Linked DNA regions of Mus musculus: region 2 is linked to region 1. A link is a contact called in ENCODE Hi-C or POLR2A ChIA-PET data. All regions are on one chromosome and are shown on one strand. Each heading gives the region's core, a stretch centred on a gene start or an enhancer-like site at or near the end of the contact. The rest is flanking DNA. Distances are from core to core; before and after follow the strand shown. Region 1 holds the start of Sh3yl1 (Sh3 domain YSC-like 1). Region 2 holds the start of Tmem18 (transmembrane protein 18).

What was found. Hi-C counts contacts between places; a loop is a spot of excess contacts on that map. ChIA-PET counts read pairs that join two places held with the same protein, here RNA polymerase II (POLR2A).
Region 2: a loop to region 1 is called in a map of v-Abl transformed pro-B cells, with 2.7 times the contacts of the local background. The contact joins the promoter of Tmem18 here to the promoter of Sh3yl1 in region 1. A Hi-C loop is called at or near these places in 4 of 37 maps with a recorded cell type or tissue (T-helper 1 cell, T-helper 17 cell, regulatory T cell and 1 more). POLR2A ChIA-PET finds 5 or more read pairs at or near these places in 3 of 5 experiments (Patski and embryonic stem cell).

What each region holds. Positions count from the first base shown.
Region 1 is chr12:30,909,772-30,914,051 of GRCm38, forward strand. Sh3yl1 (Sh3 domain YSC-like 1) reads left to right here and starts at 1,898. Exons shown (of 10, transcript NM_013709.5): 1 at 1,898-2,456. The coding sequence starts at 2,456. It overlaps Acp1 (acid phosphatase 1, soluble), which reads right to left and starts at 1,841. Exons shown (of 6, transcript NM_021330.4): 1 at 1,719-1,841. The coding sequence starts at 1,761.
Region 2 is chr12:30,582,479-30,586,758 of GRCm38, forward strand. Tmem18 (transmembrane protein 18) reads left to right here and starts at 1,965. Exons shown (of 5, transcript NM_172049.2): 1 at 1,965-2,084; 2 at 2,992-3,112. The coding sequence starts at 2,028.

The sequences.
Region 1 (4,280 bases), core at 648-3,147:
AGTACCTTGTACTGAAAAGTGGAATAATAAAGGGAAAAAAGCTATTGCCCACAAGACAGATAACTCTTCCTAAGAGCTCCACAGGCTGTCAAATAAAAATGCAACTTATGGAATAAAATATCTCGGGGGGGGGGTACCAATGGTCTGGGTATAAAAAATCCTTGACTTTTTTTTCATCATTTTGACTTTATAAAACAGATGGCTTTTCAAGCAAAACCCAGCATTAAGGTTCCCAGTAAAGTTAACCATACCATCAAGGCATAGGACAGCAACAGTTTCTTAAGGGCAGTCCCCACAGGTGGGTGGGAAAGATAAAGCGAGGTAGACAGAAAGTCTTGGCAGACTTCTAGCCTAAAGAGGAGTGTCACTCTGTAGGAAAAGCAGAGGACAAAAGACAAATAGCTGGACTGTTGACAATTTAACCCTTGCCCCTCAGGGTGGAGTCAAGGAGGCAAGAACTCTGAAAAAAGAAAGAATTGCATATTATGTAAAGGAGAATCAAGGTTGAAATTCTGTGTTAGAAGGTACTTAAAAGATTATTCATTTAAAAACAAACTGTTTTTCACATGGCATGAGTAATTGTCCTAGGGACTGAAAACCAAGGTTTCAGAGAGACCTAAAGAAAAGAGACTGGCTGAGAACCATAGCAACTGTGACCCAAGGATGACATCAAACAAACCTGTCACAGAATGGTCTTCCTGTAACCTAGGCTCACGTTGGCACAATGGGGAACAGGGGTGGGGGTGGGGGTTTCCGGCAAGAACTCCAGCTGTTCTAATAGAAGGGGCCAGCTTAGAGAGTCACACTACAGATATGAAGCCACCTGGGCCAGTTAGCAGGTGAGAGGGTTCAAAGGAAGAAAAGCAAGTTAGGTGACGGACAAGAGCATGAGGGAATAACAGGGATGATGATTAATCGTCATCGAGACCTTAACTGATTAGAAAAAGACAACTCTCAGGACGTCGGTGATGGCTTATCCCCCGAGGATGTGATCATAAGGGCACTGACCTAGTCAATGGTTTAACCCAGTAGATTCAAAATATGAGGAAATGACTGGAGGTAATGAAAGATACAAGTGTGGCTGAGCAGAAGAAAATACATCCCGATGCGTGCTCTTGGGGCTAACGCTTGTCTTGCTCTCTACTCTCCCCTTCTGTGATTCCCGTCCACAGGAGCAAATAGTCCCTGACTCATGCTCTGGCCACCTTGAAGGACCATGATGCCTTGCCTCACCACAAGCCCAGAATCTACAACCATTCAAAAGGGGCCTGAACCTCTGAAACTGAGTCAAAACAAATCTGTTCTCCCTAAAGTTGTTTTGGTTGGATATTTTTCAGCACAGAGATTTGGAAGTAACTGCCAAAGCAGATGATGGGCGACTCTCAGACTTAAAAGAGGAGGAGCAAGTGAGAGGGGTCTACGGGCTTGAGAGAGAGAACTCGCACAAAGATTTGTGGTTGAAGGGCACTCGGAAGGGTGACATGGGCTTTGGAAGGGCATAATCTGGGACAAAAATTACACAGATCTCGGGCTCAGAGGAGTACCAGATGATGGGGGATGCATATGAAAAAGGCAGACAAACGAGTATGTGCTCAGACGCGGGCCCAGCCAAGGCCTTCTGATCTGCTTCCTCCGCCCAGCGCTCTTGTTCGGAAGCCTAACAGGGAGAGCACTTCAGGGTCCCAAAGAAAAAGACCCTTAAGTCGGCGAGTCCTTACCGAGACACACGAACAGCACTGACTTGGACCCAACCTCTGCCATGTTTCGGTGCAGACCCTGGCGCCCAGAAACCGCGTCGGGACGAGGCGCATGCGCACTGCCAGGGTTCTGACCGTGGACATGCGCAGTCCGCCGCCCCACGTTCGTACGCGGCCAGAGGCGGGGCCAGAAGTCGCCTAGAGGGCGGGGCTTAGGCGTTCGGGTTGGCAGCCCGGGCTAGCGTTCACTCTGAGCTCTGCCCAGGTCGCACGTCTAAGGAGTGAGGGCGGGGTGAACGCGGGGCGACCCCCAGAGCAGCTTGGGTGGCACGGTGTTGAGCAGGGAGGATTAGGATGTGCCAGGGCAGCCAATGAACTCAAGGATAGCGGCTTGCAGAGCCTCCTAGGGTGGCTCCTCCGATCGGAGCTACCCGCCCTTCCAAGCTAAGTTACCCCTTTGGACCACCGACCCCAGGCCGGGCCACGGTACTTAGCAGTGGGTTTCCCCGATTAAGAAGAGGGGGTGATTTACAAGGCTTCAAAGGAATGAGGCGGGTGGACGCAGATGAGCTACGTTCTGAGCAAGGGTATAGGACCAGTGATCGCTTTGGCAAAAACAGGGCATACACCTATTCCCTTACCTGGGTCAGGTGTGCGCCCGCTGGGCGGGTCCCGTCAGGGAGGCGGACCAAGGAGAACGCTTTCCTCTTCCTGGACTGGAGTGAGGAGCTCGGGTACCGAGAGGAGCGGCAGGCACCAGTGAGTAAGGGTCTGAGCGGCTGGGGCGTGTCGGCACCGCGGCAACTCTTCCTCTTGCGATGGGCGTTGTGAAAGAGGAGAGAAAACAGTCAAGTCCCTGGGTTTGTCTGGGCGCATCCACCAAGATCATACTGCACGGATCCTTTTGTAAATCCTCAGAACTCAAGATTAGTTTTCTACACTCCTGGCTAAAGGTTTTGGTTGATTGTTAACCACAGTCGTTCCGCTTCATTGCAGAAAAAAAATTTTTTTTCCTCCAGCATTTCCAGTTTTGAAGACAGACTTTCATTTTGTTATTTTTCCCCTAATATCTGATGTTTTACCATCTTCTGGTTTCAAATTGTTTTGAGAATTGGCATCCTGTGTACTTGACACAGATGAAGGAGGTGCAGATTGGGGGTTGTGTAGGGCCTTTGTGGGAATGTGATCTCTGGGAAAGGATAGTCCCTAGGGGAGGGGCTCACATGCGTTTGGGACTTCCAGAGGTAGAGGTGTCAGGACTTTGACACAGTGTCTTTGGTTCTGCGATACTTTACAAAGGGGTGGTGTGGAGGGTAATTTGATTGCTGCATCTCTAGTATATAGTGCCTGTATGGTTTTTTTTGTTTGGTTTGGTTATTGTTTTGTTTTGTTTGTTTTGTTTTCTTTTAGTGCTCTGAACAATAGGAATAGGTAACAATAGGAAGCAGGTTTCTCCCCTGGCAAAATGTGCCGGCTTCTTTTCAACAGATGTTACTACTGCCCTGCCAAGGCAGACCAGGGAAGAAAGACTTGAAGTAACCACCTCCATGGAGGAATGCCCTGGCCTGGGGCAGAAGCCTTGCCCTGTTCTGTGTTTACCAAGTGAACAGGTTCTGTATTCCTGCTGGCCCAGGTATTTTCCTTGAGATATGAGGAAATGTTTCGATTACTAATGAGTTAGTTCACTTGTACACAAAGTTTAGAGAATAACACGGCTGGGTTGAAGGTGCTGTTTTATTCTGCTCTGTGGCCTGTTATTGAAATACCATAGTAGCATCTGGTTGTTTGTAAATTGCTATGTTGGAGGTTAAAATAGACTAAGTGATAACATTCATCCTGTTTGTTGCATCTTAACTAAGGAGAATTGGTTATTGGCTCACTGTGTTCAATGTCTGTGAAATAAGTCAATATTACCTTGGTTTTTGTTTTTTCTCTTTTTTACCTTTCAAAGAAAATTAGCTTTAAAACTCTGGTTACATTTACTCTGGTTTTTTTTAATTGATACATTGTGACTAAGAGTCCTTGTCCATTCACTCATTTGCAGGTGGTATTGTGAAGTGCAGGACTCTACCATAACATTCACTTATCCCCCCCCCTTTTTTTTTAACTGACATGCACAAAGCATGCATCTGTGATCTTTTCCTATCCCAACATTTCCCTCAATTTCTCTGGGAAGCAGATACAAAGCAAAGATTTTTTTCTGCCCTTTGCTTCCAGTTCTTTGTCCCCATCCAAAGCCTTGGGGAGATGGGGGGGACAGTGGGGTTCACATGGATAATTTGGTTGTAAATTTTGCTTAAGGAGATTAATGGTCTAGCTAGGAACATGGACTGCGACTTATGGATATGACAAACTTGGTCTCCCTACAACAAAGTAAGTAGTCAAAGCTCAAGCCCCAGAAAGACTACAGTGATCTAGAAACAAAGGCAGGAGGTGTCAACAGCGTGTTTAACGGTGAGCATCTCAAGAAAGACAGCATCTCAGAGCCTCCTGAGAGACTTAACCTTTGGGCAGAGGCAAGGCAGGCAGGGATGGTAAGGTTTTATCAACTATTCTAAAAACAGTATTAACTTAGTTGTGTTC
Region 2 (4,280 bases), core at 715-3,214, 330 kb before region 1:
TACAGAGGAGGTAACAAAGACAGCCTGGGCGTGCCTCTGGGAGAGAGGAGGAAGCCTTAGGTTGGGCAATGCTAAATGGATGGAGGATATTGGACTACTACATCAGAGCCCATTAAACGGTGAAGAAGACAGACTATGACTGTCACTGTTCAGACTAGTGGAGGTGGCTATGGCATCAGTGATCACACCACCAAGGGAAAGAGCAAGCCCTGATCATATGACAGAGGCCATGCACGTGTGCACAGGTTTATGTTCTGACATAAAGACTTAGAATCCTGGGTCCTCACTGTTTACACGAGCAGTTAGGAGAACTTCACACATGAACTAATTGTGTTTAACAGCCTCCTGTGGATTGACTTAAAACCATTAAACAATGCATTACCAGTTCATATTCCATGGCCTGCCCCTTCTCCAATAACATGTGTAAAAGTAAGATGGCTCAGTCTGCATGATCGTGGATACTCCAAACTGTCCAGTGTTATGTCACCCTTGAGCAATCTACCACCCCAGAATTGGGATAGCATCGCCAGCCACACAAGGTTACTAGGGCCATGTTTATCCCATAGATCCATAGAAACACCACTATCTTTGTCTATTCTAGATCAATGAGTTAGGATGTGAATGGCCAAGGGGAAGAATACTGTGCCCATCCTACATCTGCAAGTACTGACTGTATATTCATTGCTGGCCTTGGGGGCAGATACCATATGCACCAGTCTACTGGATAGGGCTGCTTCACTATGTCCTATTGATGGAATGTCTATCTCGGTTTCGTGGGACAGGAATCCTGTGGTACAGACACCATTGGCAGCCCATTTCTCTGGGTAAGGGCTGTGTGGATTATAGGATTCAGCTGCTATCTATCCAGCATGGTGAGACCTGACACTATATTCATCCTGGGACTTTTTATTTCATTTTATTTACATCCCAAACGCTACCCCCTTCAGGTCACCCCTCACAGAGACCCTTTCCCACCTTCCCTATCTCCTCTGAGAGGGTGAGCCCCCACTGGGTATTCCCCCAACCCTGGTGCATCAAGTCTCTGCCAGATTAGTCACATCCTCTCCCACTGAGGCCTGTTGGGCTATGGATACCACAGTCAGGCTACAGCTTTAGGAGAGCCTCTGCCCCAGTTGTGTGTGTGTGTGTGTGTGTGTGTGTGTGTGTGTGTGTGTGTGTGTGTGTGCACATGGAGACTGAGCTGCGCCTTTGCTGTTTATGTTTCAGGGGCCTTGGTCCATCCCATGTGTGTTCTTTGGTTGGCAGCTCAGTTTCTGAGAGTTCCCAGAGGTCCAGGTTAGTTACTCTTTTGGCCCTCATGTGGGGTTCCCAGCCCCTTAAAGACCTTCAATCCTTCCCCCAACTCTTCCATAAAAGTCTCCGACCTCAGTCCAGTGTTTGGCTGTGGGTCTCTGCATCTGTCTCAGTCAGCTGCTGGCTGGAGCCTCTCAGAGGACAGCTATGCTAGACTCCTGTCCCCAAGCATAGCAGGGTATCATTAATAGTGTCAGGGATTGGTGCTTGCCCATAGGATGGGTCTCAAGTTGGGCTGGTTATTGGTTGGCCATTCCTCCAGTCTCTGCTTCATCTTTGTGCCTGCATTTCTTTTAGGCAAGACAAATTTGAGGTGAAAAGTTTTGTGGGTGGGTTGGTGTCCTTATCCCACTGGGGTAGAAGTGGGATTCCTGCCGGCTGCCTGGCGGGCTACTGGAGCAAGGATGCCATCGGACCCTGGCAAACTCTCCCCAGCCGCCGGCTGCATCTGTGGAACCCACGAACCCTCCGCTTTCTGGGCAGTCTGGAAGAAACAGAACTAGGTGAGCACGTTGACACTTCTTACAGAAATGCACTACTGCAATAACGAAAGTTGGACGCTCTTTTAAAAAAAAAAAAAAAAAAAAAGTCAGAACTCTCGCGAGAAGAGCCAAGCGCCAGGTTCGTACCCGTAGATCTCGCGAGAAGTCTAAGCGCCTTTCCCGGCTGTCGGAAGCTGCGGACTCGTCCCGGCTGTTGGGATCCCTGGCGCGATGTCGTCCGCATACTCAGTCCGATCCTTCCCAGTCAGCATCCCTGCGGTGATCATGGTAACTCGCAGGCTCTAAGTGGCGCCGGCGTTTGGTGGGGTTTGCTAGTTCTTGCGAGAACTGCGCAGGGGCGGGCGGGCTGCCTGAAGCCGCTCCCTGCTCCGCTGGATGGGGCAGCTCCCGGGTGCGCACCGGCCGTCCTCTGAGTCCCCAACACCAGTGTTCACCCCGGTGGCGTCTTAGCGCCATACATTGACTTCCCTGCCAGTGTCTGGAGAGACTCTCAAGTGCGCTGTCTTTCCGATGTGGCACAGAAGAGATGAGCGTTACCCAGTAACTGGACTTCAAGCTGTCCCCAAGAGCTTTAGGGCTCCAGATAGAGGAGCTGGTCTTGCCTTGCGGAGCCGTGCCCTTGGAAAATGGCATGGGAAGCTCTAAGAAGTCGGGACTAGGAACTTAATATTAGTTGGAGACAGAATCAGAAAGATTGGAGCCTTGGGGACTGTACTTAAGACCCCAAAGCACACTAGCCGGCTGCATGGTGCAGAAGTGTCAGGGACAGTCAGCTCTGCAGGTTAGGATGGCTCTCATTTCCAGACCTCCATGCACAGAGGAGCTTGGTGTACGCAGCTTCACACATTCCAAGTTAACATGACTTTACTTAGCTCGTTAGTTTAGTTGATAATAACCCTCTAGATTTCACCCAGTCCAAAGAGGCAAGTGGACAGTAGTTTCCATCCTGTGTGCTCAGACTTTAAAATCTTTATATAAAAATCTGTGACTGTGTTTGCAATTGAGGCATCGCTGTTTCCTCTCGCTTGCTCCTGCTTGTCTGAGAGTTCTGGTTGTATACAAACACCAATGGAAGACCCCCAAACTCAATGGAAGGGACCAGTAGCTCCCACTCCCCACAGGAAAGCAGTTTCGTTTCGCTGCCCTCCAGGTTTCTAACGCTATCTCCTCACAGGAGACAGACTGGACAGAGCCGTGGCTCCTAGGACTCCTTGCCTTCCACCTGCTGTGCCTCCTTCTCACTTGCTTCTCCTCACAGAGGTATAAGCTACAGATCGGGCACTTCCTGTGTCTGGGTGAGTAGGAGAACCTTGAATCCCTCTGCTCACTCTCATTGCTGCGATACTGCCCCTGGGTTTGTTTGCGTTGTGTTTTCACAGCGTTTCCCAAGCCTTCATTTCTATATGGAGATCATGAAGTAATCTTTGGACATGTTCTAGGTTGGTCACTAAGGATGCCAAACATCTGTACACTAAGATGTTGATTCTCTTATGCTGACTCTTACACAGATAATTCCTGCTTTGAGTTCAGTGCAATTTATCTCTCATGTAGATGTTTTCTTGCTGGGGTTAGTCCCATACTGCCTGCTCTGGAAATCAGACTATGCATATAATATTACTTTTGGTTATTTTTAAAGATAATGGCTTTAGGAATTCTATGTAGGGATTAATTAGGTACGTGAAATGGAGAAAGATAGAGTCTTTATTGCACAGAAACAGGCACACAGTAAAAGTTCTGGTACTTGGCCAAATGGGGACATTCACTATTTTGGGCCCCTCAGTTGGGTCAGAAGGATACAAAGTAAAATGTCAGGAAGAAAAGATGAGTAACAGCTGACTGGCCTAGGTGTGAGGTCTGGCCCCAGTGAAAATAAGTGTTCAGAGCCCCCAAAATACAGGGTGGGACATGGGAAGGAAGCTGGCTCATAGGTCAGATACCACAATCCCCAGGAGCAAAGTGTCCCAAACTGAGTGGTTACAGGGTAAATACTTGATTTTTGTGGACACTGGAAGGGTGGGGAGAGTTTTCTTGATGAGTGGAAAAGCTGATTTTAGACAGTTAACCAGGGAACCGAGAGGCAGGAAATGTGAGCTTACAACAGAAAGGTGTCCATTCTTCATTTGGAATATTTTACCTGAGAAATTTTGGGGTTACACTGGTAAGCAAAATAGACTCCTAAACTTAGCATGGCTTCCTTGGGGACACTTGGGATTCAGTAGTTAACCATAGAAGCTTTCTAATTGTCCTGGTGCCAGTTGTAATGATTCTTTTGATAAGAACTGAGGTCTGTACATGGGACTATATGGAGGAGCCTGAGTTCTGCAGGCAGAGTGGAGAGGCATAGGGGTGAGCAGGTGAGAGGGCCAGGTTGAGAACTTGGTGCAGAGCTAGTGTGCACGGCAGTCTCGGGGGAAGGACCTTGAAAGATGGATCAACTTCTTAAGATTAAGGACAATGCATGCA